Regions from separate parts of the Homo sapiens genome. Here region 1 is linked to region 2. A link is an interaction called in ENCODE POLR2A ChIA-PET data of the cell type or tissue named here. Cell type or tissue: PC-9. All regions are shown on one strand. Each heading gives the region's core, and the rest is flanking DNA. Links, peaks and the distances in the headings are about the cores only.

The links. ChIA-PET counts read pairs that join two places held together with the same protein. Peaks named below come from ENCODE experiments on the same cell type or tissue, not always from the same donor. Only the 100,000 strongest peaks of a DNase experiment are listed, where the experiment ranks them.
Region 1: POLR2A ChIA-PET joins it to region 2 with 6 read pairs; 2 of 35 experiments call an interaction of 5 or more read pairs at or near these places.

The regions. Positions count from the first base shown.
Region 1 is chr18:57,979,139-57,986,647 of GRCh38, forward strand. No RefSeq gene overlaps it. Among named protein-coding and RNA genes, the nearest start is that of LINC01897, 21 kb to the left of the region's middle. In PC-9, for the core only: no CTCF peak of the experiment used is centred there; no DNase peak of the experiment used is centred there.
Region 2 is chr18:58,093,937-58,101,445 of GRCh38, forward strand. All of the region lies in intron 1 of NEDD4L (NEDD4 like E3 ubiquitin protein ligase), which reads left to right. Among named protein-coding and RNA genes, the nearest start is that of NEDD4L, 53 kb to the left of the region's middle. In PC-9, for the core only: no CTCF peak of the experiment used is centred there; a DNase peak (open chromatin) is centred at 3,685; H3K27ac peaks cover 2,597 bases.

The DNA of each region.
Region 1 (7,509 bases), core at 1,254-6,253, 110 kb before region 2:
TCATCTTCACCGTGGAAGATGACACTACCCTGTCCCTTCCCAAAGGACCAAAGTTAAGCACTGGAAAGATCCTTTTTCCTTATGACAGGCAAAGTGCTCAGGGAATATAGTGGGGTTTGAGCTTGGTTCTACCCCCAGAATTGCCACTGTTCTCCCAAGTGCCAATGACTTCTGATACTCTGCACATTTAATTTCCATAAAGGGAAGGGAATCACAGACAAGCTAAATGTATTTTAGCGTGTAATCCCAGTTTAAGTTAGTTAAACGGCAACTGAGCTATAAAATTTGCTGAAATCATTTTTTATATATATATATATATATATATATATATATTTTTTTTTTTTTTTAGACAGATTCTCACTCTGTTGCTCAGGTTGGAGTGCAGTGGCACGATCACAGCTCACTGCCACCTCCACCTACCATGCTCAAGTGATCCTCCCACCTCAGCCTCCTGAGTAGCTGGGACTACAGGTGAGTGCCACCAATTCCAGCTAGTTTGTCTTTTTCTGTATTTTTTGTAGCAACAGGGTTTCACCATGTTGCCCAGGTTGATCTTGAACTCCTGGAACTCCTGGGCTCAAGAGATTTGTCGGCCTTGGCCTGCCAAAGTGCTAGCATTACAGGTGAGAGCCACCACACCTGTCCACCAGAAATAATTTTTTAAAAACAGAATGTCAGGGACCAGTAGGACGAGTGGGAGTAAGAATAGGCGGATTGTATTGCTGCGGGTCCTCCCCACTTCCGGCAACATGAACTTCTTGAAGTGCCAGCTTCCTTATCCTTCCTTGAGGGATTTGGGCTTTGCTAGATTTTCATTTTCTCTCCTAGCAATTACCTTAAATATTTACAGAAACTCTTGGATCTGAGAAAAAAACTTAGGAATCAAATTTGTATTTGGTCTTGAAACCACTAAGTAATACAAAATGCAAATAGGAGTTAAGATTTGGAAACTGGCCTTTATAGAGCAGTTCAAAAAAGTCTTATGGGATTTACATTTTAAAAATGAGAATTTCTTATAAAATGAGAGAATAGTTGGGCACAGTGGCTCACACCTATCATCCCAGCACTTTGGGAAGCCAAAGGGGGGAGGATCACTTGAGCCCAGGTGTTCAAGACCAGCCTAAGCAACATAGACCCTGTCTCTATAATTTAAAAAAAAAAAAAAAAGAAAAATGAGAGAACATATACTTCTTCAACATGATTCATATTAATATATAAAGTTATCATTTTAATGTAATGTTATCTCCAAACAAATATCTCATATTTCATTCCAAGCAATATTAATAAGAATGTTTGCCTGCAAATATATATTGAAAAACCATTGACTGACAAAATATTGACAACACATAATACTTAATTAAGCCTGTAAGCTTGTTTGAGAATGTGTCATATTTCAAAACTGAACAGTTAGGCCAAGTCACCTGGTGAGTCTTTTGTTTCTTTAAAATTCAGCCATGATACAAGGGTTACCTACAGAATTTAGAGACAAACTCCAAAACTAACATGCTCATCATCCTAGGAACATTGTCATGTTTCAGCAAGAAGCAAACCCCTGGAACTCTTACACTAAACAAGCTTCTGGTGACAGGTGAAGCTGGGGTTTCTCTTTAGCCACTCCTACCATTATGGGACCTGCAAGTCCAGGCTTGTACTGGCGAATCTCATGTTACAATCACTATTCAAGAAGGTGGTTAGAAAAGAGCAGAGGGTATGGTTTTATCTAAGTAAAATTTATTCCTGCACAGGAACAAGCTCAGGTCCACCTAAGAAATGAAACAGCCATTTTTTTTCAACAGACTTCTTTTTTGTGTGAACTCAAACTAAGACAATCCTCTGTTCTTTCTTGTAGCCATCAAGCCAATTAATTAGAGCCAAAAAACTGATAAGAACTCTGTGTACTTTCTCTCCACTTGAAGGAAACCATACAAAAATATGTACAATCTCGTTCACTCAGACCAGCGTTGGGTAGAAATTTCTTTGCTCTATCTATACCAACAAGGTTTGCTAAGCAAACTAATAAGGTAAACAGCACAGAGGAAGGGGAGGGGGAAGAAATATTAACTACTAAGAGAAGCAACTTTTAACCACTTTAAAGCACGTTCAAACAATCTACTTCCTTAAGAAATCATTAGCACACCAATGTCTTTGTTCATTAAAGGAGATGAATTATGGAATTATTATTCTAATTACTAAAGAACTCTTCCCTTTACCAAAAATTTATGCAAAGTTCCTAGAGAGACATGACATTTGAATGGAATTCAAGTTATCAACTTTGAGCTACACACAATGGATGATGAATCTAGTTTAGATACTGAGTGACAGGCTCATGCATTTTAGATGAGATGGCAAATTGCCATTCGGGATATTAAAAAGCTTCTAGAAATGATACAATGTCTGGGATTTCCTTCAAAGTAATCTGGTGGGAAGGAGAGGTGGAAAGAAGGGGATATTTAAAGATAAATAAGATTGGCCATGAGTTGATCAACACTGAAGCTGATGATGAATACTTGAGGGCTCATTATACTATACTCTATATTTCTAAAAATTGTCCACAAGAAAACATTTAGAAATTTAGAAATGAAAGAATGAAAGAAAGAAAGAAAGAAAAAGAAAAGAAGGAAGGAAGAAAGCAAAAGAAAGAAAGAAAGAAAAAGAAAGAAAGAAAGAAAGAGAAAGAAAGAAAGAAAAAGAAAGAAAGAGACTGAGAACCATGGCTCACGCCCGTAATCCCAGCACTTTGGGAAGCCAAGGTGGGAGGATCCCTTGAAGCCAAGAGTTTGAGACCAGCCTCAGCAATGTAGTGAGACCCTGTCTCTATCAAAAAAATAAATAAATAAAATTAAAAATTAGGCCAGTGTGGTGGTGTGCACCTTTAGTGCCAGCTAGTTGGGAGGCGAGGTAGAAGGATCACTTTTCCAGGCTGCAGTGAGCTGTGATTGTGCTATTGCTCTTCAGCCTGGGTGACAGAGCAAGACCTTGTCTCTAAAAAGGAAAGGAAAGAAAATAATCCACAGACGGCAAATAGACAAGTGGTCAGGAAACTGGTAGGGATTGCAGGGATGCAGACAGTGCTATGGCTGAAGGGAAAGCTCGGGGAAGAGGGAGTAGAAGGCCAGCAGGGCAGGTGTGGGCCTGTCTGGGGTCCTCTCCTTGTGTTGTGGCTTGCATTTTTGTCCCTCCATAGCAGCAGGAAGGAACAGAAAATGCCTGCCAGAGCCTGCCCTGGGTCCAATTCTGATGAAGGCAAAAGCTGCCTGCAGTGCTCCGAATATGCTCAGCCTCTGCCTCTACCTCCCCACCAGCAAGGCCGTGTTTTCCTCCACGCACACCTCGAGCACACCGCTTTATCAAACCCCATTCAGAAACACTCTGTGTTCCCAGCACTGATGTTTTTTAAAAATGGTGACAGTGACTTCCTCATTTGCATTTCGTGTTTATGACCTTCTCCTGTTGGCTTGACATATAGACGTGGGGCAGGGCAGGAGTGCAGATTAGAGCAGTGCTGATATTACAATGAGAGAGCAAAGACAGAAGAAGAGATCGCGTTCAGCTTCTGGCATTTAAAAGAGGATTTTGCCCAGGGATCTAGTGTGACAAGCCAGCTTTGTTGAGATTTAAAAGCTATGTAATCATGATTCACAGTTTCTTTTTATCTCCTCCCAGAGACTACCAAGAGCCAGGCCTGGCCACCTGCACTGTGGAGTTTTAGGTTAGAGATGGCCCCATCCAGCCCAGGGGAATGCAGGAGAACAAGGGAGCCAGGCGAATGCAGAGGGGAAGGCAGGCGCTCAGCTTCTCATCTTCCCTCCCTGCCCCCTCAAGGAGTCAGTTGGAGGCAGCTTTGGAAATACCTACAAATGTGCTAAAAAGCTGGAAGGCAGAGAGGCATCTGTCCTGCCTCCTGTCCATGGCTCTAGGCTGCCTCTCTCCACCAAGCTGGAGGTAGCTCCATCAAAGTGGAAGCAGCAGTACAATAGGACTAAGCCGATGGAGGAAGGATGGCGTTCCACGTGGTGAACCTGGAAGGTCCCACCTGAATCTGAGGCTTTAGGGAACTGAGAAGACAGCTGGCATGAGGCTCAGTGGCTGGCCATAGGCCTTGCAATGGCCAGGGGTGAGGGGACCTCCTAGCCAAGGGCAGGTGGAGGAGGCAGCAGAAACTCAGCCAGGTCCATGGTGAAGGTAAAAGGAGAAGTTAGGCTTGGCTGAAGCATAGGCATCAAGCAACCAGCCTGGATGAAGCTGAGACAGCAGTGGGTCAGTTCCTAGAGCTGTGATGGCCAGCAGACAGGCAGAAGCAGGGGAGCAAGGAGCAGAGGCTGGGGGAGTTGGGGGGTTCCACCCAGATCCACCTCCTTTCCCCAGCACCTCAAGGGTTTCTGATCCAAACACGAAGTACCTTCCTGGAAAGAAAAAGAAGGGAGAGGGAGGAGAGCAAGGGGGATGGAAGAGAAGACAAAGGAGGAAAGGGAAATGGAAGAGAGAAAGGAATGTTTCTGTGATGCTCATCATTTTTATATAAAGAAGCTGTTACAATTATTGCATCATACTTAGATCAACAGATTAATCTGGAGCTGTTAATATTTTTTGTTATGCAGTAAGTGGGTCTCTTGAGGAAGGCCGTACATTTTACATTTTATCTGAACATCCGGGTGTAGCATCAGTGACTGGGATCCTGCACATAGATTTTCTGTGAATTTGACTGCAGTTGTTGCCCCTTGCAGACATTTCAGCTTTATAACTGAGGAAAGAACAGCTGTGACCACTGGGGCCCCAGACACCCTGCTCTTGCTAACTATCTCCTCTGGGGTGCAGGGTGCTGTGTCTCACAGTTACAGCCCCCCAGGAATAGACTGACTACCCACCACACATGCCACTGATGCGACTCTAGCATCCGCTTTGTCTGGATCTCACCTACTGCCCCTTCATCCTCAATGGATCTAAAGGCTCCCCTTACCATGACCATGTCACAGCTAACATGGACTGCCACCTGCAAAGTGTCAGTCATAGGACCAAATGCTTTGCAACATCATCGTCATCATCATCACCATCATCATCATCATTTTTAATCCTCACATTTACCTTAGATACCAATAATATCAACATTTTCCAAATGGGGAAATTAAGGCTTAGAGAGTTTAAACAGCTTGACCCCAAGTAGGAAGTGACAGAGCTGGGCTTTGAATCCAGGTCATTCAGCTTTAGATCCCATAAATGTTAGCAGCTTCCACAGGCTATGCTGCCACTAGGCAATTTGGGGCTTAGGTCGGCCAGTGGCTCTGTCTTCCTGTGCTTGGAACCCGGGCTCGGGCAGCCCCTTTGTCCAGGAACGTGACCTGCTGCCCACCCAGCTGCTCTCTTGTCCCACAGCACTCGTTGTAGAGGTCCCTGCACGGCCTTCCATGATACCCCTTCTTCTTCACCTCACATGCATCACTCAGACCTCTGACATCACCTCCTTGTTGGTAGAGCTTTCTGTGACTCCTTATGGCAGCAAGTCATTCCCTCCTGCATGTTCCCTTGCCACTGAGCCTGTAGGCAGTGCATTTCCCATGGAAACATAATGGCATATTTATAGGCCAGTCACCTGAGCTGAACTAGGAGCTCCTCGCAGACAGGTGAATGCCATCTTCATCTGTGAGTTTCTAGACTGGAGAGGATGCGGCAGAGACCATGGGCTGCTTTGCTTAAGGCTCATCCAACCCCTGACCAGCTTGTCTTTCAGTACAGCAGAGGCCAAGAAGCAGAAAATGACAGGTGAAGCCAGGTCCCATGTGTAGTTTAGTTCCTGCCAATCAAAAGCATTCATGCGAGACTGATTACAGACTGAGCTATGAAGGGCAAAAGGCAAGGGCCAAGGCATTCATTTTGCTGGAGTGGATCTTGGTTTTTAAACTGTCACAGCAATCTCCTCAGTCAGACAGATCTATATAGTGTGTAGTCTATTTATATTTGTAATGAAAAAAAAAGAATAAATGTAACAAAACTGCCCTCTTAAAGGTTGTTTGTTAATAACCTCCAAGACTCAATTTCAATTTCCATCCACTTGGTCTGTTAACCATGACTCTCTCACTTTTTCAAAGATACCAGGCTTTGCATTGCCTCATATTTAGATCAGAAATTCTTTTAAATTTGTCAAGGATTCCAGCTGTTAGAAAGAGAGTGGGAAATAGCAATGGAGAAAGACAATGTAATCAAAAGGAAGGATTACTGCTGGGCAGCAAAATCCAAAAATGTCCACTGAAAGGTTGGGCATTGTTGCTCATGCCTGTAATCCCAGCATTTCAGAGGCCGAGGTGGGAGGATCACTTGAGGCCAGAAGTTTGAGACCAGCATGGGCAACATAGGGAGACATTGTCTCTACAACAAAAGCTAAAGAGCTAGCTGGACATAGTGGCACACGCCTGTAGTCCCAGCTACATGGGAGGCTGAGACAGAAGGATTGCTTGAGCCCAACAGGTCAAGACTACAGTGAGCTATGATCTTGCCACTTGCATTCCAGCCTGGAAGACTGAATGATATCAAGAAAGAAAGAAAAGAAAAAGAAAAAGAAAAAGAAAAAGAAATCAACTGAATCCCTCAAATCAAACCAAAGAGGCAGGAATCCAGGCTTGCATGCAGCACTCGGCCTTATCTTTTACTTGTATATTCTTTATTACGTATCTCTCCACTTCTAGGATTCTGCGCACCTACAATATCTCTGATGTACCAGAAAACTGTAAAATGCACAGGAAAGCCCCTTTGGGGAGCAGAGTGAAGAGTGAGTAGGAAGTCCTGGTAGAATTTTACCAGCGAGGCAAAGGGAGGCTCAGTGATTGATTGGAGATCTAGTGAGCTGGCAGCCAAACCTCAGGCAAGTCTCCTGACACCTGCTCCATTGTTCCTTTACTGTGTTCTTTATAATTGACTTCTCAGTAAGAGTTGACAATGGCCATAGCAGGTACCCTAGAACCAAAAAGCTGAGTCTCATGAAATCCTGCCCAGCTCCAGGGGCAGTCAGATGGGGACTGGGAATGATAGAGGATGGAAAGTTTTTCATCTCAAGGGTTTTGGTGCATCGTGATGGGCAGTGGTGCGGAGGACGCATCAACAGTTGAACGAAACTTTGTTTAAGAATTGTGTAGGCTGAAAGTGATTGGTGCTTGACAGTGCTTTACCCACTGCTAAAAACAAAGTCTTAATTTTGAGGTGGTGCCAACAGTTTGCTCCACTAGGATGGCAGGGAGCTTCCTTCGGTTTAAATATTTACATTGCATTTTCAGCACCACTCTCAGCCTTACTGTAGCAGGCAACCACTTAGTGGGTGTTTGAAGATGACAATGCCCCACGCTCAGCCCTTCTTTAGCGTTAATGGACAAGAGCAAGCTGTATGTCTTCTTAAATAAAACAGCAGCCTTTTGTGACCTCCCTTTTCTCAGGCAACACCAACTCAATTATTCACTCAGAACTGCAAGGAACACTTCAGACGTTACTCAAGCATTCATCATCCACCCCCACCCCCACAAATCA
Region 2 (7,509 bases), core at 1,387-6,386:
CAGGGGCTTCCAGAGTGATTGAGGCAGGGCTGTGGGCTGCTTTCCTGAAGCCTGACTCCTTTCTTTCCTCATTACACTGCCACAGATGGTGGCAGATACAGCATGGATTGGCATAAGTCACTCTCTACTACCTGCAGAATAAAGGCCCAATTTCCTAGTGCAGCTTGCAAAGTCCTTCTCATCTGCCACCTTCCTGCCTTTGTGATTTCTCCTCCTGGGACTCCTGCACCCCCTTTTTTTTTTTTAATTTTTCTTTTCTTTTTTTTGAGATAGGGTCTCCATCTGTTGCCCAGGCTGGAGTGTGGTGGCGCGATCATAGCTTATTGCAGGCTTGACCTCCTGGGCTCATATGATCCTCTTGCCACAGCCTCCCAGATAGCTGGGACCACAGGCACATGCCACCCCGCCTGGCTAATTTTTTGTATTTTTTTATAGAGACGGGATTTCTCCATGTTGCCCAGGCTGGTCTCGAGCTCCCGGGCTCAAGCGATCTGCCCGCCTCAGCCTCCTACAGTGTTGGGATTACAGACGTGAGCCACTGCACCCAGCCACTCCTGCACCCTTACCTTTTCGCCGCCCTGGCCGGCTGGACGACTGCACCCATTTCACCCGGCATTCTTGTGCCTGACTGTGCTCTGGCCATTTCCTGTGTCTGGAATACCCCCATTCTCCCATGCTCAGCCCCGTGGACTGTGTTTATTCGTAATCACACCTCAGAGCCCTTCCCCTTCTCCATGGACTCCACCCCTGCTGTGTAGATGGCCCCAACATCATTTTGCTGAGTGGAGTGCCACTGCAAGGCATGGCATGGAGGAGCCTGACTGCATAGGTGGCGGCACCTTGAGGGCCTTACAGACCTGGCAGTTGAAGGTATGGGCTAGAAGACAGATGATTCCAAATTACGGCTAAGAAATAGGTAGGCTGTAAGGCTTGATTGCCGTGAATGCCTCTAGAAAGAGCACTTAAAAAAAAAAAAAAAAAAGAAGGGATTTCCCTGTTCATGGCCTATGAGTTTAAAAACAAGCACCCCATGTCATTAGCCCTTTGCTCACCACAGAGTTGCTGACACATTAGACGATCTAGATATGTGTCTGAGATTTTGGATGCCTATTGATTGTGTATTCACTTAGACTTTGGTGCTTTTCTAGATGTTTCACAAGTTAAGATGTTGTTAAGAGGTTCTCATTGTTTTATTCCTATGTTCTTTCCTTCCACTCCCAACTCACTCCGATGTCACTCATCTGGGTTCTTCTGCTCCTGCCTGGGCTGCTTAGTATTTATTGAGCTACACACTGTGCTTGGCACCCAGGGCCATGGAGGCAGGCAAAGAGGGGGGACATTTATTCAGCAGCTTCTTACTGAGGGTATGGGTGCCAGGTGCTCGCTCTGGGAAGGTGCAAATGAAATGGATGATGGCTGAGCCTGAAGAATTCCCAGGGTGAACAGATGGGGGGAAGCCAGTTCGGGCAGAGGGAGTGGCAAAAGCTGCTGCTTAAAGTCGTTGCTCCCACCGCGTGGGGAGTAATTGGATCTGTCTGCAGCACTGAGGCCTGGACAGGAAGATGGGACTGGAATGCAGAGGGGCCTTGCAGGGCTCAGTCGGGGCCAAAGGGCAGAGAGGCAGGGCACAGAGAGAAGCTGTGGCCGCCTTGGTTGGTCCCATGGAATCCTCGCCCATTGGGGCCATGGGCATTGATCGACACTGTGGAGCTTGAAATCTCACCAGGTGGAAACATCTCTGCCAGCCCTGTAATCATTTCCATAGTTTCTTCTGGTTCTTTTCATGAACATTTTCCAATATTTTTATTTGAGCATTAATAAAAGGTTTGCCTATATACTTAAATTTCTGCCAGAAAGCTTTGACTTCCGTGATCTAGAGCAAGCTTGTGCAACCACAAGCAGGTCACATGCAGCCCAAGATGGCCTTGAATGTGACCCAACACAAATTCGTAAGCATTCTTAAAACATTATGAGCCTTTTGTGTGATTTTTTTTTTTTTAAACTCATCAGCTGTCATTGGTGTTAGTGTATTTTATGTGTGGCCCAAGACAATTCTTCTTCTTCCAGTGTGGCCCAGGGAAGCCAAAAGATTGGACACCCCTGATTTAGAGTTTTAGGACTTAGGTTTTGGGAATGCCAAATGTTTACATGGAAAGGCTCATCCATTAGGATGAGCATGGTTTTCCTCATGAACTCCTTGGTAGAACCTAATGTTAGTGTGTGGCTCTTTTCCTTTATTATTTTCTTCTGTACAGGGTACTTTATAACCAATAGCTGTTTCTGAAAATATGGGAAAACTATTTTTGAATATTGAATCAATTACATTTTCAGGGTAGTTTGATAAAAGGCATTCTGTGGTCATCTTTATCTAAAACGAATCCTCCTGGCCTTAGTGTGATTATTTTATTTTATTTATTTTATTTTATTTTATTTTATTTTATTTTATTTTATTTTATTTTATTTTATTTTATTTTATTTTATTTATTTGACAGAGTCTTGCTCTGTCACCCAGGCTGGAGCGCAGTGGCGCAGTCTTGGCTCGCTGCAACCTGCACCTCCCAGATTCAAGCAATTCTCCTGCCTCAGCCTCCCGAGTAGCTGGGATTACAGGCATGCACCACAATGCCTGGCTAATTTTTGTATTTTTAGTAGAGATGGGGTTTTGCCATGTTGGCCAGGCTGATCTTGACCTTAGATGATCCACCCACCTTAGCCTCCCAAAGTGCTGGGATTACAGGCATGAGCCACCCCACCTGGCCTTAGTGTGATTTTGTATTTTATGTTGTGAGTTTTGTTTTTAAAAAAGAACATCAGTAAGTTCAGAAACCAACTCCATGCTTATTTGCTGTAATGAATTTTTCCCTTACATTGGAAAAACACAGTTCCATCTGTCCTGAAGGCCCATAAGTCACAGAATGCGGTGTGTTGGAATGTGAAATCCTTTCAGCCTTGCAGAATCTTTATCATTGTGCTAAATTGCCATGTGGAAGAATGGCAGGTGGCAGTTAGAACTTAGGGCTTTCTATTTATTCTCTTTCTATTTTGCATTAGTCAGTTAAGGTTCTGATCTTCAGAACTTTGTATGAAAGTCAGTGCTTCATACAATTTCACATCAAACTGTGGCATTGCAAGAGGCAAACCATTTGGAATTCTTCCTTAAATTACAAAAAGAAAAAAAAAAGTGAATGCACGAAGATTGTTTTGTTCGCAAGACTTATGACACAGCCCTCCAGCTCTGTGGCTTTTCATTCTGATGGGAAGGAAATGAGACCATTGTAAATGACTGTTCAGAATATTAGTGCCAGCTCCATGCCAAGTGCTGTTAAGAACATGGAGAGAGCATTCGAGTGTTTGCCTCTGAATTTTTGCCCAGGCCATAGTTCGCAGTTGGCCGGCAGGCTGCAAGGGCCATTCCAAGTGGGAGAAGCATTCCATCCCTGGGACAAGTAAACAGAACCTAAAACAAACACATGTTTAGTTGAAGTGATACAGCACCAGGCAAAGTGTTCTACTTTTAATGAGTGAAGGACATCAGAAACAAAGGATCAGAGCCCCCCACGTTGCATTCTCAACTAATTATAGCACTAAGGCAGGAATCCTTGGCCCTTTATCTGGAGTGAGTCAGAGAGTATATCATGCCTTATCTAAAGTCTAAAGTTAATTGAGCCCAAGGCCCTTCTGAATAGACACACACTGTAATCAGATATACAGATGGAGTGGGAAGAGGTAAATGGTTTCAGATGCCAGCCTGGTGTAGTTGCATGCCGGAGGGGACTTAAAGGAAACAGTGAGAAGTATTAGAAAACTGTAGTTGACCAGGTATGGTGGCTTATGCTTATAATCCCAGCACTTTGGGAGACTCAGGCTGGAGGATCGCTTGAACCCAGGAGTTCAAGACCAGCCTGGACAACATAGCTAGACCCCATCTCTACAAAAAATAAAAAATTAGCTGGATGTGGTAGTGAACCTATAGTCCCAGCAACTTGGGAGGCGGATGTGGGAGGATCGCTTGAGCCTGGGAGGTCAAGGCTACAGTGAGCCATGATCACGCCATTGCACTGCAGCCTGCGCGACAGAGTGAGATTCTGTCTCAAAATAGCAACAAAAACAAAAACCAAAAGTATAGTTGCAGAGAATGGCTTTCCCTGCTTAGTTTTATCCAGATGACTGTTAGAATAGTGGTGAAGAATCTGACAAGTGGCAGAATGCAGGGCCATGGGAAGGGGGAGAGTTCATGCCTAAGGTCAGCTGAGCAGAGGAGACTTGGAGAACTGAGAGGGGATCCCTCTCCTGTGTTTGTTGGGAGGGACAGAGCCTGTTGCCCAGCCTGCAGGTGTGGGAGGGACCCTGCAAGAAGTCCCTTTGGTCACCCTCTTCAGGCCCCACATTGCCTGATGAGGTTCAGACTCCTAGGCCTATGAAGGGTAATAAGGCCCGTCTGTTCCTGCCTTTACTTTTCTTCTATCAGTTTCTAAGCACTCTCAGCCTCCGGGCCTTTGATCGTGGAGCGCCATGATACAGTGGCGTTGTCCTGAGTGGTTAGAGGTGTGAATTCTCGAGGCCGACTGCCTGGGTTTGAATCCTTGCTTGGCCATCTTCCAGCTGTGTGACCACTCTATGCCTCAGTTTCCTCATCCGTATGATAGGAATAGTGGCAGTACCTATTTCATGGTGTTATTGAGCTGTACAGTTGCTAGCTGCTGCCATCATCATTGTCATTTCCTCATTTCTTTTAGACCCAAACTCTCACACTTTCCGGAATTATTTCTGGAGCCCCCCAGAAGGAATTGGTCTCTTTTATTCTAGATTCCCTAAGAGGCACAGAGGGATACTAGGGTGAGAAGATAGTGGTGGCTCACAGTCATCACTCTGTACTTACTAGTTTTGAAAATGTATCAAATTGCTGACGTCTCTGAGCACCAGTTTCCCAATGTGTTAAAGAAGGATGGTGATACCCAACCCATGTCACAGGGTTTCGTCAGTAAATGCTAAACCATGTGGTAAGCAGATGTTCTCAGTGAGCACCAGGTCACTATTATTATGTTACTTGTCATGACGAGTTTTACTTGCCACCTTGTATTATAGTTGTGATGACTATCTTTTTTCTAGCTCCACATTGGGACACATGAAATTATAGAGTTAAATGAACTCATTTGTAGATACTTGAAAATTGTAATAATCTTTGAATATCTGTACCTGTTTGTGTCCAGATTCTTCTGGTTATTTTGACTTCCTTATACCCCAGTGTCCTTTTTTTTTTGGAGACAAGTTTTTTTCTCTTGCACAGGCTGAAGTGCAGTGGTGCCGTCGTAGCTCACTGCAACCCTGAAGTCCTGGGCTCAAGCAAATCCCAGTGCCTTATAAGCAGGCTTCCTCAAGGCCTGTTGTCTTACTCATCTGTATTTTCCTTATAGCATCTAGGTCAGTGCCTTGCTTATAATGGGCATTTGGCAAATGTTTGTTGAATGCATTTATCATTACTTAGTAATAAATACTAAACTATTTTTTAATGGGAAAATAGGCAGGTTTGGGTTCTCATGCACATGACCCACATTTGTCGAATGTCTGCTGTGTACCAGCCAGCAGCTTTCTTCCTTTAGTGCTATTTCCTGTTAGAGTGGGATAGTGGTATTTCAGTCCACCTGATGACCATTTAGGCCAATCACATGTTAATGGGAATTGAATGCATGCATTAAACACAACACCAGCGGGTGCTGTCCACATTAAAACCAGGAGGTCTGCTTCATTGGTTCTTGACTATATTGAAAGAGTTGGAAATCTGACCTGGGCATTTGAGGTAGACTCTAAGGGGTGTAAGACGGCCCTTTGTTTTAGAGACTTAGGATTGGTGTGAGTGACTGGCAGGGACTGCTTTAGTGCCCAGACCTTTAGTAGCACAGACACAATATAGGAAAACTCTTCAAGGAAAACCAGCCCCAAATAAGAGAGTAGGTAATGTTCTGCTTCTCTTGCTTTATATTCTGCTTGCTTTACAGAATAATCTGAGATAGCTAATAATCAAAGTGCAGGTCCCCCAAAATGAAAGTGATCATCATAGAACCAGAAAAGAAGGGATAAAATACTGATTTCAAGGACTCCTGAAGCCAATGGCAGCTCTGAGTTTCCTGGCAGCCAAGACAAAGACAGAAGCATGCTGGGATGATGCATCCTCGGGCTCGGTAAAGGAAGCACAGGACCTGCCTGCTGCTGTGGGCTCAGGGAAGTGAGTACTATTTTCCCTGTCTGGAGTGGGGAGGAGCACTTGTCTGTGGTAGGGTGAGGAGGACCACTTCCTTGGGCTATCAGTCATTAAGGCCCCTTAACATCATGGCCGATTCTGAAATTACCTCTGAAAGTTGAGATTTATGTTAGACTGTAGCTCTCAAGCCAGTTCCCTTAGAGGCCAGAGTAATGACAGTGTAATTTACTTGCCACCTGCTTGAGAGAGACAATTGGTGGTTAAGGGACTTTCCCAAGGTGATAAATTGTTTTAGCAAACAGATCCAGAGGACAGCTCCTTTCCCCTGGTCTATGTATGCCTTTTGAACGCCAAGACCTTATCCTAAACTCAAGTTTCACGAATAGGATTAAAATACCCTTTGGGGACCTTTCTTACATTGAGAACAGAGGCTGGGCCACAGCTTGGCTAAAGCATTCCAGATCTCTCTTCTGAGCAAGAGATTTTGACTTGTTCATAAACCAGGCTCTCTCTCATAGTGGGCAAGGCCTTAAAAACAAACAAACCTGCAAAACCTGAGGAAACATCTTCCTCCTACGTACTTAGCTGATGTAGGCATTAATGGAAATGGATATTGGAGTGGGAGGCTCCTTTTAGGGGGCAGAAAAGAAAGAATGTTTTTATTTTTAATTAAAAAAATATTTTCTTTTGAGACAGGGTCTTGCTCTGCCATCCAGGCTGGAGTGCAGTGGTGCGAATATGGCTCACTGCAGCCTTGACCTCCTTGCTCAAGTGACCCTCTAGCCTTGGCCTCCCGAGTAGCTGGGATGACAGGCGCACACCACCATGTCTGGCTAATTTTTGTATTTTTTGTAGAGATGAGGTCTCACTGGCTTGCCCAGGCTGGTTTCAAGGTCCTGGGCTCAAGGGATCCTCCCTCCTTTGCCTTCCAAAGTGCTGGGATTATAGGTGTGAGCCACCGTGCCTGGATGAAAAAGAAATAACTTGATTATGGGTTATGGAAGTTTAGCAATGGCTTCAAAAAATGTCAGCAGGGAATGGATGTCTTTTTCTATCAGATGAAATTTCAGTAGTCATCTGATACAGCCAACCAGGAGAAGGAAAACTACTAAGTAGAAAGACTTAGATAAGTGGAGTCGAACATCTCTGGGCTTAAAAGGAGCATCACTCCTGGCATATTCAGCGTGGCCCAGCTGTGTTTCTCTGAGGGCGATGTCCTCCTCAGGGTCTGTGAATGGCTGAACTCAGAACAAGGCTTTTGCAATCTGCGCCTTCTGAATACAGTTTTTGTTCTGTTGGTTTAATTTGCA